2 separate regions of the Mus musculus genome follow, and region 2 is linked to region 1. The links are chromatin loops, found by intact Hi-C in ENCODE. Cell type or tissue: heart. All regions are shown on one strand.

Region 1 (8,000 bases):
TTGCTACCTGGTATCAGAATAGAAAATTGTCCATTTCATCCAGATTTTCCAGTTTTGTTGAGTATAATCTTTTGTAGTAGGATCTGATGTTTTTTTTTTTTTTTTTTCATTTCCTCAGTTTCTGTTGGTATGTCTCCCTTTCTGTTTCTGATTTTGTTAATTTGGATATTACCTCTGTGCCACCTGGTTAGTTTTGCTAAGCATTTATCTATATTGTTAATTCTCTCCAAGAACCAGCTTTTTTGTTTTGTTGATTCTTTGTATTGTACTCTTTGTTTCTGTTTGGTTTTATTCTGCTCTGAAATTGATTACTTCCTGTCCTCTACTCCTCATGGGTGTGTTTGCTTCCTTTTGTTCTAGAGCTCTCAGGTGTGCTGTTCAGTTGCTGGTGTAAGATCCCTCCAGATCCTTTACTTCGTGCTGTGAATTTTCCTCTTAGCACTGTTTTTATTGTGTTCCATAAGTTTGGATATGTTCTGTCAACCTTCCATTAATGTCTAGGAAATATTTAATTTTTTTCTTGACCAAGTTGTCATTCATTAGAGAGCTGTTCAGTTTCCATGTGCATGTGGACTTTTTGTCATTTTTGCTCTTACTGGAGACCAGCCTTAGGCAATGGTGATTTGATAGGATACATGGGAATATTTTAGTCTTCTTGTATTAATGGTTGTTTGTTTTGTGACTGATTATATGGTCAGTTGTGGAGAATATGCCCTGAGGTGCTGAGATGAAAGTGCATTCTTTTGTTTTAGGGAGAAATGTTCTGTAGATATCTGTTAAATCCATTTTGTTCATAACCTGCATTAGTTTCATTGTGTCTCTGTTTAGTTTCTGTTTCAGTGACCTGTTCATTGGTGAGAATGGTGTGTTGAAGATTTCCAATATTATTGTGGGGGATTCAGTGTGTATTTTGAGCTTTAGTAAGGTTTCTTTTATGAATGTGGGTGCCCTTGCACTTGGGGCATAGACGTTCACAATTGAGACTTTCTCTTGGCAGATTTTCCCTTTGTGAAATGAAGTGTCCTTCCACATCACACTTGACAACTTTTCGTTGAATGTCTATTTTATTGGATATTAGGATGGCAATTCTTTCTTGTTTCCTGGAACCATTTGCTTAGAAGACCTTTTTCCATCCTTTTACGCTAAGATAGTGTCTGTCTTTGTATTTGAGATGTGTTTATTGTGTGCAGCAAAATGCTGTCTCTTGTTTGCATATCTAGTCTGTTAGCTTATGTCTTTTTATAGGTGAGTTGAGTAAATAAATATTGAGAGATATTAAAGACATGACTTTTGGTTTCTGCTTTGTTTGTTTTTGTAGGTGGCTATATATGATTGTGGTTCTCTACTTTTGGCTTTGTTGTGAGATGCTTTCCTTCTAGGATCTTCTGTAGGGCTAGATTGATGGATAAATACTGTTTGAATTTGGTTTTGTTCTGGAATGCTTTAGTTTCCTCATCTATGTTGATTGAGAATTTTGCAGGATATAATAGCCTGGACTGGCATTTGTGTTCTCTTAGAGTCTGTATGACCTCTGAGCAGGCCTTTCTGGCTTTTATAGTCTCTGTGTTGAGAAGTCTGGTATAATCCTGATAGGTCTACTTTTGAAGGTTGCCTGACCCTTTCCCTTGCGGATTTTAATATTCTTTCTTTGTTCTCTGTGTTTAGTGTTTGATTATTATGTGGGGAGAGAATAGTTCTTTCCATTTCTACTTATTTGGTGTTCTATAGGCTTCTTGTACCTTTATGGCCTTCTTTTACTTTAAATCAGGGAAGTTTTCTTCTATGATTTTGTTGAAGACATTTTCAAGTCCTTTGAACTGTGAATTTTCTTTCCCCTCATTCTAATTATTCTTAGATTTGTTCTTTTCATTGTATCCTGAATTTCCTGGATGTTTTGAATTTTCTTTGACAATTGTGTCAAATTCTTTTATGGTATCTTCTAGACCTAAGATTATCTCTTGTATTATCTTGGTGATACTTACATCTCTAATTCCTGACCTCTTTCTTAGGTTTTCCATTTCCAGGTTTGCACCCATTTGTGTTTCCTTTATTGTTTTCACTTCCACTTTGAAGTCTTAGACTGCTTTATTCAATTCCTTCAACTGTTTGATTTTACTTTCCTGTGTTTCTTTAAGGGATTTATTTGTTTCCTTTTTAAGGGCTTCTACTTGTTTACCTGTGTTTTCCTGTATTTCTTTCAGTGAATTATTTATATAATCCTTAAAGGACTCTTCTTCATGAAATAGGATTTTAGGTCAGCTTCCTGATTTTCAGATGTGTTGTTGTATTCAGGGCTTGCTGTGGTGGGAGAACTGGGTTCTGATGATGCTCATGTATATTGATTTCTGTTGCTTTTTGGTCTTGTGTTTGCCTCTTGCCATCTGGTTATCCCTGGTGTTCTCAGTGACTCTGTCTGAAGTCTTCATCTTTTGTCCTTGGGTTGCTTCAGTTCTCCTGGTAGGCCTGTAGCCCTGTCTGTAAGAGATCACCTGTGGGGCCTTCCAACTGGGAACTCTTCATAAGGGCAGAGAAGCTGCTGATCTGTTGCCCTGGCTGTAGTAGATCTCCTGGGAGTCATTCAAACTGTTGGGTCTTCAGTGGAGCAGTCAAGCTGTTGTCCTGTATGAAGACATTCACCAGGGGCCCCATGGACTGTGGTTTCTGTTTTCCTGTGTGCAGCAGAACTCCAGGGAGGCTTTCAGTCTTTTGGGTCAATTGCCCTGCATATCACAGAGGTTTCCCCCAACCCAAAGGTCTTCAGACTGCAGTGCCTGCTGTCTAGTTGCCCCGTGTGCAGCAGATCTCCTGGGATGTGTCAGGCTGTAGTGTCAGTTGCCTGACTGCTCTAAGTGCAGTGGATCTTCTGGGATGGCTCAGGGTATGGTGTCGGCAGGGGAGCAGACTTGGTAGTAGTGTACCCCAACAGAAAGGACCACGTGAATGTGGAGGGGAATTAGGTGGGCAGGGATTTTGGAGAATGATGAGTCCTGAGTCCACTAAGCTCACAGTGGCAGCTCTGGGACTTCAGAGGGTTCTTTCCAACTGCTCTGAGTGTAGCAAATCTTCTGGGATGACTCAGGATATGGTGTTCTCAGGGGAGCAGACTTGGTAGTAGTGTACCCCAATAGAAAGTACCATGTGAATGGGGAGGGGAATTAGGTGGGCAGGGATTTTGGAGAATGATGAGTCCTGAGTCCACTAGGCTCCCAGTGGCAGCTCTGGGACTTCAGAGGGTTCTTTCCAACTGCTCTGTGTGTAGCAGAGTCATCTTCTGGGATGATTCAGGACATGGTGTCTTCAGGAGAGAAGACTAGATAGCAGTGTCAAGTAATTTTTTTTAACATAGCAATTCTTATGCTGTTCACTAGGCACAGTGCTTATGGTTGCCAAGTAGACATAGAGGCGATTTTTAAGTGAGAAAGTTCTCTTTAAACATAATACTATATATATATATATATATATATATATATATATATATATATATATAGCAATTTAGCAAGCTCTTTCTTATACCACTGCAAGCAGTATTGAAGGTCATTAGGTCATTTTTATAATTCTCAGCTGCCACAATATATTGTTTTATTCTTTATTTTTTCATTTTTATCTCAGTAACTCCAAGGCTTATTGTTGCAAAGTATTATTATCATCCCACAAAGTACGAATATCATTAAGCCATCATTTTTTAAATTTATTTCTTTGTGTTTTAAATTTCTTATTAGGTATTTTCCTCATTTACATTTCCAATGCTATCCCAAAATCCCCCATACCCTCCCACCCACTCCCCTATCCACCTACTCCCACTTCTTGGCCCTGGTGTTCCCCAGTACTGAGGCATATAAAGTTTGCACGACCAATTTTTTTCTTGAGAGCAGACATTTGTCTGTCTATGACCTTCATTTGGAGTGCACTTATACCTATCTCTTTTAGGGAGGAGAATATCTGGGTCAAATTTAGTTGTAAATGGCTTCCATGGAGGAGACCACCATTTAACATTAATATTATATAACCATCTATCTGAGCCTTTTCAAAAAAAATCCTTTCTCATTTGTGATCCAGGTTTTTTCCTCTATTGACCAAATCATTTCTCCTTCCTCAACGTCTCTCTTAAACTGATTCATTAGTGCAGCTGCCTCTGTTTTTGTTGTTGTTGTTGTTGTTGTTTGTTTTTTTTGTTTTTGTTTTGTTTTTTTGTTTGTTTGTTTGTTTTTTCAGGTCTGGGAAGCCCTTCATGTAATTCATACTGCACCCTTATATTTTGCATAGTTCAGAAATCCTGTAGAGAACAGTTCTTACAGTGATTTATGTATTCATTTTTTTAAAGGTTATTATCACTAAAAAATTTATTGATCTGTTTGCTGTTGGTTTTAATACCCATACTGCCAACATTGAGGTGAATTTTATTTTTAATTTTTATGTTTAAATTTTATTTTATTTTTAAAAAATACTCTATATTCCATTCCCTGCCCTCAACCTCCTATTTCATACATCCTTTCTGCTGGCTCTCAGGGCTTCAGACCTTTTCCAATACCAGATCAGGTTCCCCTCTCCCTGCCCGCTCCCCTCCCTCTCTCTGTCCACTTTCCCTCCCAGCTCCCTCCCTCCCTTCCTCCTTGTGATTACTTTCTTTTTTCTCCCAAGTGGAACCGAGGCATCCTCACTTGGGTGCTTCAGCTTATTAAGCTTTTTGAGTTATGTGGCCTGTATCTTGTATATTCTGTATTATTTATTTATTTATTTATTTATTTATGAGTACATACCATGCATGTTCTTTTAGGTTTGAGTTACCACACTCAGGATGATATTTTCTAATTCCATCCATTTTCCTGCAAAACTCAGGATGTAGTGAGCAGAGAAATGCAAACAAATGACCCTGAGATTCCACCTTACACCAATCAGAATGGCTAAGATCAAAACCTCAGGTGACAACACATGTTGGAGAGGATATGGAGAAAGAGGAACACTCCTCCATTGCTGATGGGATTGCAAACTGGTACAACTACTCTGGAAATCAATATGGAGATTCTTCAGAAATTTAGAAATAGGTCTCCCTGAAGACCTGGCTATATCACTCTTGGGAATATACCCAAAAGATTCTCCACCATGCCTCAGGGGCACATGTTCTACTATGTTCATAGTGGTCTTATTTGTGATAGCCAGAAGCTGGAAACAACCTAGATGTCCCATGACAGAAGAATGGATACAAAAAATGTGGTTCATTTAAACAATGGAATATTACTTAGCTATTTATGTATTCTTGAACTAATATTTTTAGAGTTCTTTACTACAGCCTTAAGGGCTTCTCTGAAGGCTATAGAATCACTATATTGCTGAGGAGCACCAGACAAATTCTTGATTTCCATAATCATGCTGTTTCTGATAATATGGAGACATAAACTTTCCCAGGGAGAATATTTGGCAGAAAGAACATGACATAGAATATGTGCATTATTATGCAAATAAGCTTTATTCTTACAGCAACCACCAGCAATCCAAGAGACTCATGTCCTGCTCTAGGGGTGGGAACTGTGTCATACCATCCACATGGAAACCAGAAGAACGTAGCACTAAAATGACTCCTGCTGGACTCATAGATCTGAGACTTGCTCAGCCATCATCAAAACAGGTTCCTCTATTAGCAGACAGAAACAAATACAGAGAACCACAGCTAGAAAATATTCCGAGAGTAGGAGACCTTGAGACACTTAGCAAAATAAATCACTCTGCTTTGCCCAAGATGTCCAACACAAAATGAACTCAGTACAATCTTTACAGGTCATTTGCTATGTATTATGACATCTGTCTTTGTATTTTTATAAGGTCCCCGTGTTGAACTTGTATGTTCCTATGTCTGTATATGTTTATTATGCTTTTTCTTTGATTCTTTTTCTTCTGATTGTTTTATACTATTGTGGTTTATTTATTTTTGTGTTTAATTATTGTTTAGATGCATTTTAGTATCATAAGGACACATAGAAAGGGTGTGGATCTGGACAAGAAAGGAGATGGGAAAGAACTTGGAAGACTAGGGGAAGGGGAAAAACTAATCAGAATATATTAAATGAATAGAAAGTTTTTTCAATAAAAGAAAAACATAATTTTAAATAATGGGGTATGGTAGGGATCCTTTGTGATCACAGAGCTGGAGAGGCAGTGACAGGAGAATCCATAAGGCTACCAACTTGGAATGTTTGGCAATTCCCAGGTCCAGAAGAGATACTCTCTATCAAAGCATGAGGTGAATGGTTTGTGAAGAAAAATAGTTAAAGTGTCTCCTGGCCTCCAAGTATAAATGAACATATATCGTTTGTCAGTGCACATACATAGTATCATATACACATTCACAGAAAAGACATTATATAAAAAGATATTGCATATCTGTATTTGTACTATCTGTATGTAAACAATTTTAATTTACCAATAATATTTCAATAAATGTAGATGAAATTAATTGTAAACAAACAAACATATGAAAGTTTCAGATGAGTCTAATTGAGTAAAGCTCTGGTAAACAGTGGAAAATCTAAATTAACATTGTTTTTATAACCCAAAGAAATTAGAATTATTAAACAGAATTAAAGTTATAATTTTAACTAAACTTGATGTATTAGAGATTAAATTTTTTTTTTAAAAGAAAGGCTTAAAAAGTTACTTATTAGCAAGGAGCTTCCTTTGTATGTAATACTACAAACATTATTTAAATCATATGAAGAATCTCACTTTGCCCCTTGACAATTAAAGTTTAAGAAATATTTATAGTTTGGACAAAATCCAATTACTAGAGCTACAAGCATGGTACCTAAATTCATTTGAAACTCCAGTTCCAGGGGATCCCATGACCTCTTCTGACATCTTTGAGCATCAGGAATGCAGTCATATAGACATATTGATACAGCACTTACAGATATAAATAAAAATCGGTGAATCATATTAAAATTTATTTTATTTATATAACTACACTGTAGCTGTCATCAGACACACCAGAAGAGGGCATCAGGTCCCATTACAGATGGTTGTAAGCCACCATGTGGTTTCTGGGAATTAAACTCATGACCTCTGGAAGCACAGACAGTGCTCTTAATCTTTGAGCCATCTCTCTAGTTCCAAGTAAATCATTTTTAAAAGAAGAGAAAGAATCATGTTTTAGAAAATCTGTTGGCACTTTGATTGCAAGTTTTTCAACACATTGATTACTCTCTTATCAGAACTGATTTGTACCAAAGGAGTAATTGTGGGATAGACAGTCACTATGAGCTTCTGAACAGTCAGGAAGCCTGGGTCATACATCCATAACAAGAGTGAGGTGGATGAGATGATGATTTCCACCCAATACATGACCACAAAGAAAACCATAAGTAGTAGGATGGTCTGGGTGGCCCTTTTCTCAGGGGACACTCTCAGGTGCCTGATGCTATGAAGATGCTTGCAGTGCCTCTGGTGTCTGAACAAGATAATCACTATATATGCATTTGTGATCAGCATGACTCCTACAAGAAACACATCTCTGAAAGTTGTCACTGTAAAAATCAATCCACTGATGATGTAGTTCATGAGAAATAGTGAACAGGATTCAGTGACTCTCATCTGGTTGGTTTCACTCACATTGTTAAAACCACCAACATAGACTAACAGGTGACTACAGACCAAGAAATTATAAAACCAAATATAGAAAACAGCATAGATGATGTATGTTTTTAGCTTATGCTTAAATTTTGCCAACAATGAGGTATGGGGACTGATTGTGACAGCCTGGAACACACTCAGTAGGCAGGTGATGCAAATAGAGAACCCTCTCATGACCCTATTTGTATAAAAAATTGCCTTACACTTGAAGTCATTCTCAATGTTCAGTGACTCAAGTATGACTGCAAGCCAATTATCCCCTCCAGCTAGCAAAAACAATATATGAGCAAGGGTCAGTTGGCAGGAGGTCAGATCCATGGGCTTTGATCTATGACATAGGATTGTGAAAGTATAGAAACAAAGGAGAAAAGTATTGGCTA
Region 2 (8,000 bases), 460 kb after region 1:
ACTCTGCTGGCAAGGTAGCCCGGGGCTGGAGTCTCGAGTCGAGCAGAAGGGACTTGTGCCCCAGATCAGGCCCGGGTAGCCTGCTTCCCTATGTACTGCAGTCTCGAGTTCCGCGCGATTGGATTGGGGCAGGCACTGTGATCCACTCACCAGAGGTCTTAGGGTCCCGTGGGGAGTCCTGTGTGGACCCTTGCGGGTGTTGGGCAAGACTCTGCTGGCAAGGTAGCCCGGGGCTCGAGTCTCGAGTCGAGCGGAAGGGACTTGTGCCCCAGATCAGGCCCGGGTAGCCTGCTTCCCTATGTACCGCAGTCTCGAGTTCCGCGCGATTGGATTGGGGCAGGCACTGTGATCCACTCACCAGAGGTCTTAGGGTCCCGTGGGGAGTCCTGTGTGGACCCTTGCGGGTGTTGGGCAAGACTCTGCTGGCAAGGTAGCCCGGGGCTCGAGTCACGAGTCGAGCGGAAGGGACTTGTGCCCCAGATCAGGCCCGGGTAGCCTGCTTCCCTATGTACCGCAGTCTCGAGTTCCGCGCGATTGGATTGGGGCAGGCACTGTGATCCACTCACCAGAGGTCTTAGGGTCCCGTGGGGAGTCCCGTGTGGACCCTTGCGGGTGTTGGGCAAGACTCTGCTGGCAAGGTAGCCCGGGGCTCGAGTCTATTTTTTCTTTTTTATCTCAGTAACTCCAAGGCTTATTATTGCAAAGTATTATTGTCATCCCACAAAGTACAAATATAATTAAGCCATCATTTTTTTCTTGAGAGCAGACATTTGTCTGTCTCTGACCTCCATTTGGATTGCACTTATATCTATCTCCTTTAGGGAGTAGAATATCTGGATCAAATTTAGTTGTTAATGGCTTCCATGGAGGAGACCACCATTTACAATTAATATTATATAACCATCTATCTAAGCCTTTAAAAAAAAAACTATTCCTTTCTCATTTGTGATCCAGGTTTATCCCTCTATTGACCAAATCATTTCTTCCACCTCAATATCTCTCTTAAGCTGATTCATTAGTGCCACTGCCTCTGTTTTCTTAAGGTCTGGGAAGCCCTTCATGTAATTCATACTGCACCCATATATTTTGCATAGTTCAGAAATCTTGTAGAGAACAGTTTTTACAGTGATTTATGTATTCATTTTTTAAAGTTGTTATCACTAAAAAATTTACTGATCTGTTTGCTGGTGGTTTTAATACCCATACTGCCAACATTAAAGTGAATTTTATTTTTATTTTTTAATTTAATTTTATTTTTAAAAATTCATTTTTACGCTCCATATTCCATTCCCTACTCTCAACCTCCTATTTCATACATCCATTCTGCTGGCTCTCAGGGCTTCAGTCCTTTTCCCTCACCCAATACAAGATCAGGATCCCCTCTCCCTGTCCACTCCCCTTCCCCTACCCCATCCACTTTCCCTCCCAGCTCCCTCCCTCCCTCCCTCCTTCTCTCCCTCCCTCCCTCCCTCCCTCCCTATTTGTGATTGCTTTCTTTTTTCTCCCAAGTGGAACTGAGGCATTCTCACTTGGGCACTTCAGCTTATTAAGCTTTTTGAGTTTTGTGGCCTGTATCTTGAATATTCTGTATTATTTATTTATTTATTTATGAGTACAACCATGCACATTCTTTTAAGTTTGAGTTACCTCACTCAGGATGATATTTTCTAATTCCATCCATTTGCCTGCAAAACTCAGGACGTAGTGAGAAGAGAAATGCAAACAAACGACACCGAGATTCTACCTTACACCAATCAGAATGGCTAAGATCAAAACCTCAGGTGACAACACATGTTGGAAAGGATGTGGAGAAAGAGGAACACTCCTCCATTGCTGGTGAGAATGCAAACTGGTACAACTACTCTGGAAATCAATATGGAGGTTCCTCAGAAAATTAGATATAGGTCTACCTGAAGACCTGGTTATATCACTCTTGGGAATATACCCAAAATATTCTCCACCATGATACAGGGACACATGTTCTACTATGTTCATAGTGGTCTTATTTGTGATAGCCAGAAGCTGGAAACAACCTAGATGTCCCATGACAGAAGAATGGATACAGAAAATGTGGTTCATTTAAACAATGGAATACTACTCAGCTATTTATGTATTCTTGAACTAATATTTTTAGAGTTTTTTACTACAGCCTTAAGGGCTTCTCTGAAGGCTATAGAATCACTATATTGCTGAGGAGTACCAGACACATTCTTGATTCCCGTAATCATGCTGTTTCTGATGATAATGGAGTCATAAACTTTCCCAGGGAGAATATTTGGCAGAAAGATCATGACGTAGAATGTGTGTATTATTATGCCAATAACCTTTACTCTTACAGCAACCACCAGCAATCCAAGAGACTCATGTCCTGCTCTAGGGGTGGGAACTGTGCCATATCATCCATCCCAAGACCATGCCGAAACCAGAAGAATGTAGCAATAAAATGACTCCTGCTGGACTCATAGATCTGAGACTTGTTCAGCCATCATCAAAACAGGTTTCTCTATTAGCAGATAGAAACAAATACAGAGACCCACAGCTAGAAAATATTCAGAGAGGAGGAGAACTTGAGAGACTTAGCAAAATAAATCACTCTGCTTTGCCCAAGATGTCCAACATAAAACGAACTCAGTACAATCTTTACAGGTCATTTGCTATGTATTATGACATCTGTCTTTGTATTTTATAAGGTTCCTGAGTTGAACTTCTATGTTCCTATGTCTGTATGTATTTATTGTGCTTTTTCTTTGATTCTTTTTCTTCTGATTGTTTTGTACTATTGTGGTTTATTTATTTTTGGGTTTAATTATTTTTTATTTTTTATTATTGTTTAGATGCTTTTTAGTTTCATAAGGAGACATAGAAAGGCTGTGGATCTGGACAAGAGAGGAGATAGGAAAGAACTTGGAGGACTAGGTGAAGGGGAAAAACTATTCAGAATATATTAAATGAATAGAAAGTTTTTTTCAATAAAAGAAAAATATAATTTTAAATAATGGGGTATAGTAGGGATCCTTTGTGATCACAGAGCTGGAGAGGCAGTGACAGGAGAATCCATAAGGCTACCAACTTGGAATGTTTGGCAATTCCCAGGTCCAGAAGAGACACTCTCTATCAAAGCATGAGGTGAATGGTTTGTGAAGAAAAATAGTCAAAGTGTCTCCTGGCCTCCAAGTATAAATGAACATGTATCTTTTGTCAGTGCACATACATAGTAGCATATACACATTCATAGAAAAGACATTATATAAAAAGGTATTGCATATCTGTATTTGTACTATCTGTATATAAACAATTTTAATTTACCAATATTATTTCAATAAATGTAGATGAAATTAATTGCAAACAAACAAACATATGAAAGTTCCAGATAAGTTTAATTGAGTAAAACTCTGGTAAACAGTGGAAAAACAAAATTAACATTGTTTTCATAACCCAGAGAAATTAGAATTATTAAACAAAATTAAAGTTGCAATTTTAACTAAACTTGATGTATTAGAGATTAAAATGTTTTTAAAAGAAAGGCTTAAAAAGTTACTATCAGCAAGGAGCTTCCTTTGTGTGTAATACTACAAACGTTATTTAAATCATATGAAGAATCTCACTTTGCCCCTTGACAATTAAAGTTTAAGAAATATTTATAATTTGGACAAAATCCAATTACTGGAGCTACAAGCATGGTACCTAAAGTCATCTGAAACTCCAGTTCCAGGGGATCCCATGATCTCTTCTGACATCTTTGAGCATCAGGAATGCAGTTATGTAGACATATTGATACAGAACTTACAGATATAAATAAAATAAGTGAATCATATTAAAATGTATTTTATTTATATGACTACACTCTAGTTGTCTTCAGACACACCAGAAGAGGGCATCAGGTCCCATTACCGATGGTTGTAAGCCACCATGTGGTTTCTGGGAATTAAACTCATGACCTCTGGAAGCACGGACAGTGCTCTTAATCTTTGAGCCATCTCTCTAGCTCCAAGTAAATCATTTTTAAAAGAAGAGAAAGAATCATGTTTTAGAAAATCTGTTGGCACTTTGATTGTGAGTTTTTCAACACGTTGATTACTCTCTTATCAGAACTGATTTGTACCAAAGGAGTAATTGTGGGATAGGCAGTCACTACAAGCTTCTGAACAGTCAGGATGACTGGGTCATACATCCATAACAAGAGTGAGGTGGATGAGATGATGAAGTCCACCCAGTACATGACCACAAAGAAAACCACAAGTAGTAAGATGGTCTGGGTGGCCCTTTTCTCAGGGGACACTCTCAGGTGCCTGATGCTATGAAGATGCCTGCAGTGCCTCTGGTGTCTGAACAAGATAATCACTATATATGCACTTGTGATCAGCATGACTCCTACAAGAAATACATCTCTGAAAGTTGTCACTGTAAAAATCAATCCACTGATGACGTAGTTCATGGGAAATAGTGAACAGGATTGAGTGACTCTCATCTGGTTGGTTTCACTCACATTGTTAAAACCACCAACATAGAATATCATGTGACTATTGGCCAAGAAATTAAAAAACCAAATATATAAAACAGCATAGAAGATGTATGTATTTAGTTTATGCTTAAATTTTGCCAACAGTGAGGTATGGGGACTGATTGTGACAGCCTGGAACACACTCAGGAGGCAGGTGATGCAGATAGAGAACCCTCTCATGACCCTACTTGTATAAAAAATTGCCTTACACTTGAAGTCATTCTCAATGTTCAGTGACTCAAGTATGACTGCAAGCCAATTATCCCCTCCCGCTAGCAAAAATAATATATGAGCAAATGTCAGTTGGCAGGAGGTCGGATCCATGGGCTTTGATCTATGACCTAGGATTGTGAAAGTATAGAAACAAAGGAGAAAAGTATTGGCTAGAATTCCAAGTCCAGCTTGGAAATAAAGGATATTCTTTAATGAGGACATAAGTGATAAGTGTATTCATCTTAAGAGCATATTGGACGTGTATTTCAGATATCTGAAAAAAAAAAAGAGTATACATGAGACTTGTGATTCACTAGATAGTATGTCTAAATTATCATTCTATTAATTTTTGATTAATCTTTAACTTCTGATTTTCCAGACTGAACATCATAGCCTACATTTTTATATACCATCCGTGTACCCCCTATACATGGAATATTATAGACAATAAATTCATCCACACTCATATCTATACTTTCTGAACACTTTGTCTCATGCACCTGATTCTCATGCCTTAGAAACACAATCCTATTGATTTAAATTACCTCATTATATACTTAACTATACAGAACAGTGTTGATAAACACACAATATTAATCATGTCTTTACAGAAGAATAAAACATATGTAGTCTTGGGAAAAATTACATAATAAATAAAACAATTATTCATTCTCATGGTCTTTAATTATACTGTGCTTTATTTCACAGCTATCCATGTTTTGGCTCTGAATTCTAATGGAATCACAGTTATAATTCATGATAATCTCACTATTTTAATTAGTAAAAGGTCAGTCATCTTTTTATTATGTTGTATTAATTGTATGAACATTATGGGTACGAATGACCCTAGGCAGTTACCACTTCAGTTCCCATCACATTAAAACACTTTGTGAACTCCAGTTAAGGATTAAGAAACTAACTCCCTGCCATCAAGACAAATACTATCTTTCTTTTTGTGGGGGAGGGAAGTAACTCATTAACAGCATAATTCCTTATGGACTTTTGAGCCATCCATATTGTTATTTTACCTAGCTATCTCCTTTCTTTCTTTTGTACATATGCTCCTCTTCTTTACTTAAGGATCCACCCATTTTCCTATTTCCCTATTTAATAAACTGTGTCCTGCTATTCCCCTTACTTTTCTCCCACCTTCTTAGTATTTACCTCTTTACTCAACAGTAAGGAGCCCTGAGTTTTCCACTTCCATGATCAGATACTTATAATCTGCAATTCTGCTGTCTATTGCTCCCACACTTGCCCCTACCCTTACAATATTTCCACTTTTGCTTTCCTGATTTCTATAGTTTCTATAGGCTATATAACCACATTGGAAGATATAGAGCTAGGAACTTTCAACAAGAAAGAACATGTGAATTAAGGTAAGCACTATTTTCCACACATTATCACAATGGTGAGCTTGCTGAAGATGTCCATCTAGGGATGTTCTTTGGGAATTTCTGTTTAAAAGAGATTTCTTCCCATGTAGTGGAAACAAGGTCCCAGTGTTATCATTCATAATCAGCACCCAGACACTCTTTACAGTTTCACGCAACAGTCTTTCCTTTGGTGTGTATGTAAGTTACTTGGCCTAGTTACCAGGAGCAATTTATTATTGAATTGATTTAATTCAGTACTTTAAAATCAGCTTTGTGATAAAGAAATAGAAAATGCCTGCACTTATTCAAAGCTTGTGAGAAATGGATTGCCCAATTATATTTCAAGTTCACTCAGATATTCCACATATTTGCATGCATGCATGCTTGTCTGTATAGAAATAATGAAGTAGTGGAAGAGACCCTCCTATAATGTGACCATGAATATGAAATAATAAACTACATGTTTTATATTTATATGAATTTTCTTCTTAAAATGCATACTCTCATGAGGGAATGGATCATGTAAATTGCCAGAGCCAAATATCTAATCCTCTCACCAACCTATATCCACAGTATCTGCATGGTGATTGTCTGTTCTCCCCCTCCTCCCCCCGGAAATGTCAGTGTTTATTAAACATTTAAGGACATTTGGAGATGGTAGGAGAAATATACACAATGTAGAAAAGTCCTAACAGTCCCTTTTGCCTGGGGGTGCAACCATTTCCTTTCCTTCTTATTCTCATTGATATATCCTGTTCTTCTGATTATTTATTTTGAAGACCTTTCTTAAAGCCTCCTTCTGCACCCCTAACTTGTGAAGATCCATTTTGTTCTCTCTCCCTACCCTGATCTCAGAGTCCCAAACTGTGCTCCAAAGTGGTTTGAGGTCATTAATTATGCTCTGCTTGCCTGGCTGGCTCTCTAGTAAAGACTCAATAGGAGTGGGGAACTGCAAAAGCCACATGAAGTCATTGGTCCTCGGTCATGGGGCCATGGGCTCAGGTAAACAAACAAAAGAATAGATGAACAAATAAAAAAAACTATACAGCATCCTAAATAAACCCTGTTGAAGAGTTTGATGCGCATGATGTGGATTTGAGCCCAAGGACTGAGTGTGGAGTTGGACCACCAGAAGTTAGGAAAGGAGAGAGCAGGAAGAAGTCTGGCGATCAGCTGTGGGGTTGGGGAGGAGATGGGAAGGCCAAGTAGCCTGGAATTGGGCAGAGGCTATTAAGGTCCCTTTCTTCTCTGTGCCTGAGGATCAGGCACCAAACATACAGCCCATGGGGCAAGTGAGGAGTAGGGTTAGGCCCTAGGCTCCCAGAAAGCTGAGTGGTAAAGGTGAAGGAGAAGTACAAGACTTGGAAAGGAAAATTGGAATGAAACTTTCCATCTCATTGGGAGATAAGGGTAGGGCAGGGCTGAAGAGCAAGAGGAAAGCACCTAGACTTGGGAAAAAGAGGAGCCTAAGTCCCCTGTTCTGACAGGGACTGGATGTGACTTTCACTTGTCCAACTCTAGGCCCATCATGTTCTAGAGGGCGTTATTGAGGCTGGTTCTACTGGGGGACTTCACTGCAGGCCAGACCTCTGAGCAATGCTCATCTTTCCGAAGCTCCATCTCATAAGCACTACCTGAGAGGCTTTGGATGACTCTGTCATAGACCCCAGACCCCCAGCCTGGCCTGCTAACCGCTAGTTCTTATTCTGGTGAGACTCCCCCAGCCCATTAGATTTTGTCTTACTGATGGTTTTGGTGCTTCCACTGTGGTCCAGCAAGGCATACAGCACTGGTGTTTGCCACCTGCACTTCGAGGAGTCCTTCGAAGAGTTGTAGAATTTTCCCTACTTTATGACACTACAAGAAGAGAGGTTGCAGCAAGATTGGCCTCACTGGCTGTTTTTGTTTGT

The links. Peaks named below come from ENCODE experiments on the same cell type or tissue, not always from the same donor. Only the 100,000 strongest peaks of a DNase experiment are listed, where the experiment ranks them.
Region 2: a loop joins it to region 1, with 9 times the contacts of the local background. A loop is called at or near these places in 9 of 42 quality-filtered maps.

The regions. Positions count from the first base shown.
Region 1 is chr6:57,971,254-57,979,253 of GRCm38, forward strand. Vmn1r25 (vomeronasal 1 receptor 25) reads right to left here. Exons shown (of 1, transcript NM_053238.2): 1 at 7,141-8,000. The coding sequence ends at 7,141. Among named protein-coding and RNA genes, the nearest start is that of Vmn1r25, 4.0 kb to the right of the region's middle. In heart, no CTCF peak of the experiment used is centred here; no DNase peak of the experiment used is centred here.
Region 2 is chr6:58,430,910-58,438,909 of GRCm38, forward strand. Vmn1r30 (vomeronasal 1 receptor 30) reads right to left here and starts at 4,936. Exons shown (of 1, transcript NM_134177.1): 1 at 4,028-4,936. The coding sequence starts at 4,936. The coding sequence ends at 4,028. In heart, no CTCF peak of the experiment used is centred here; no DNase peak of the experiment used is centred here.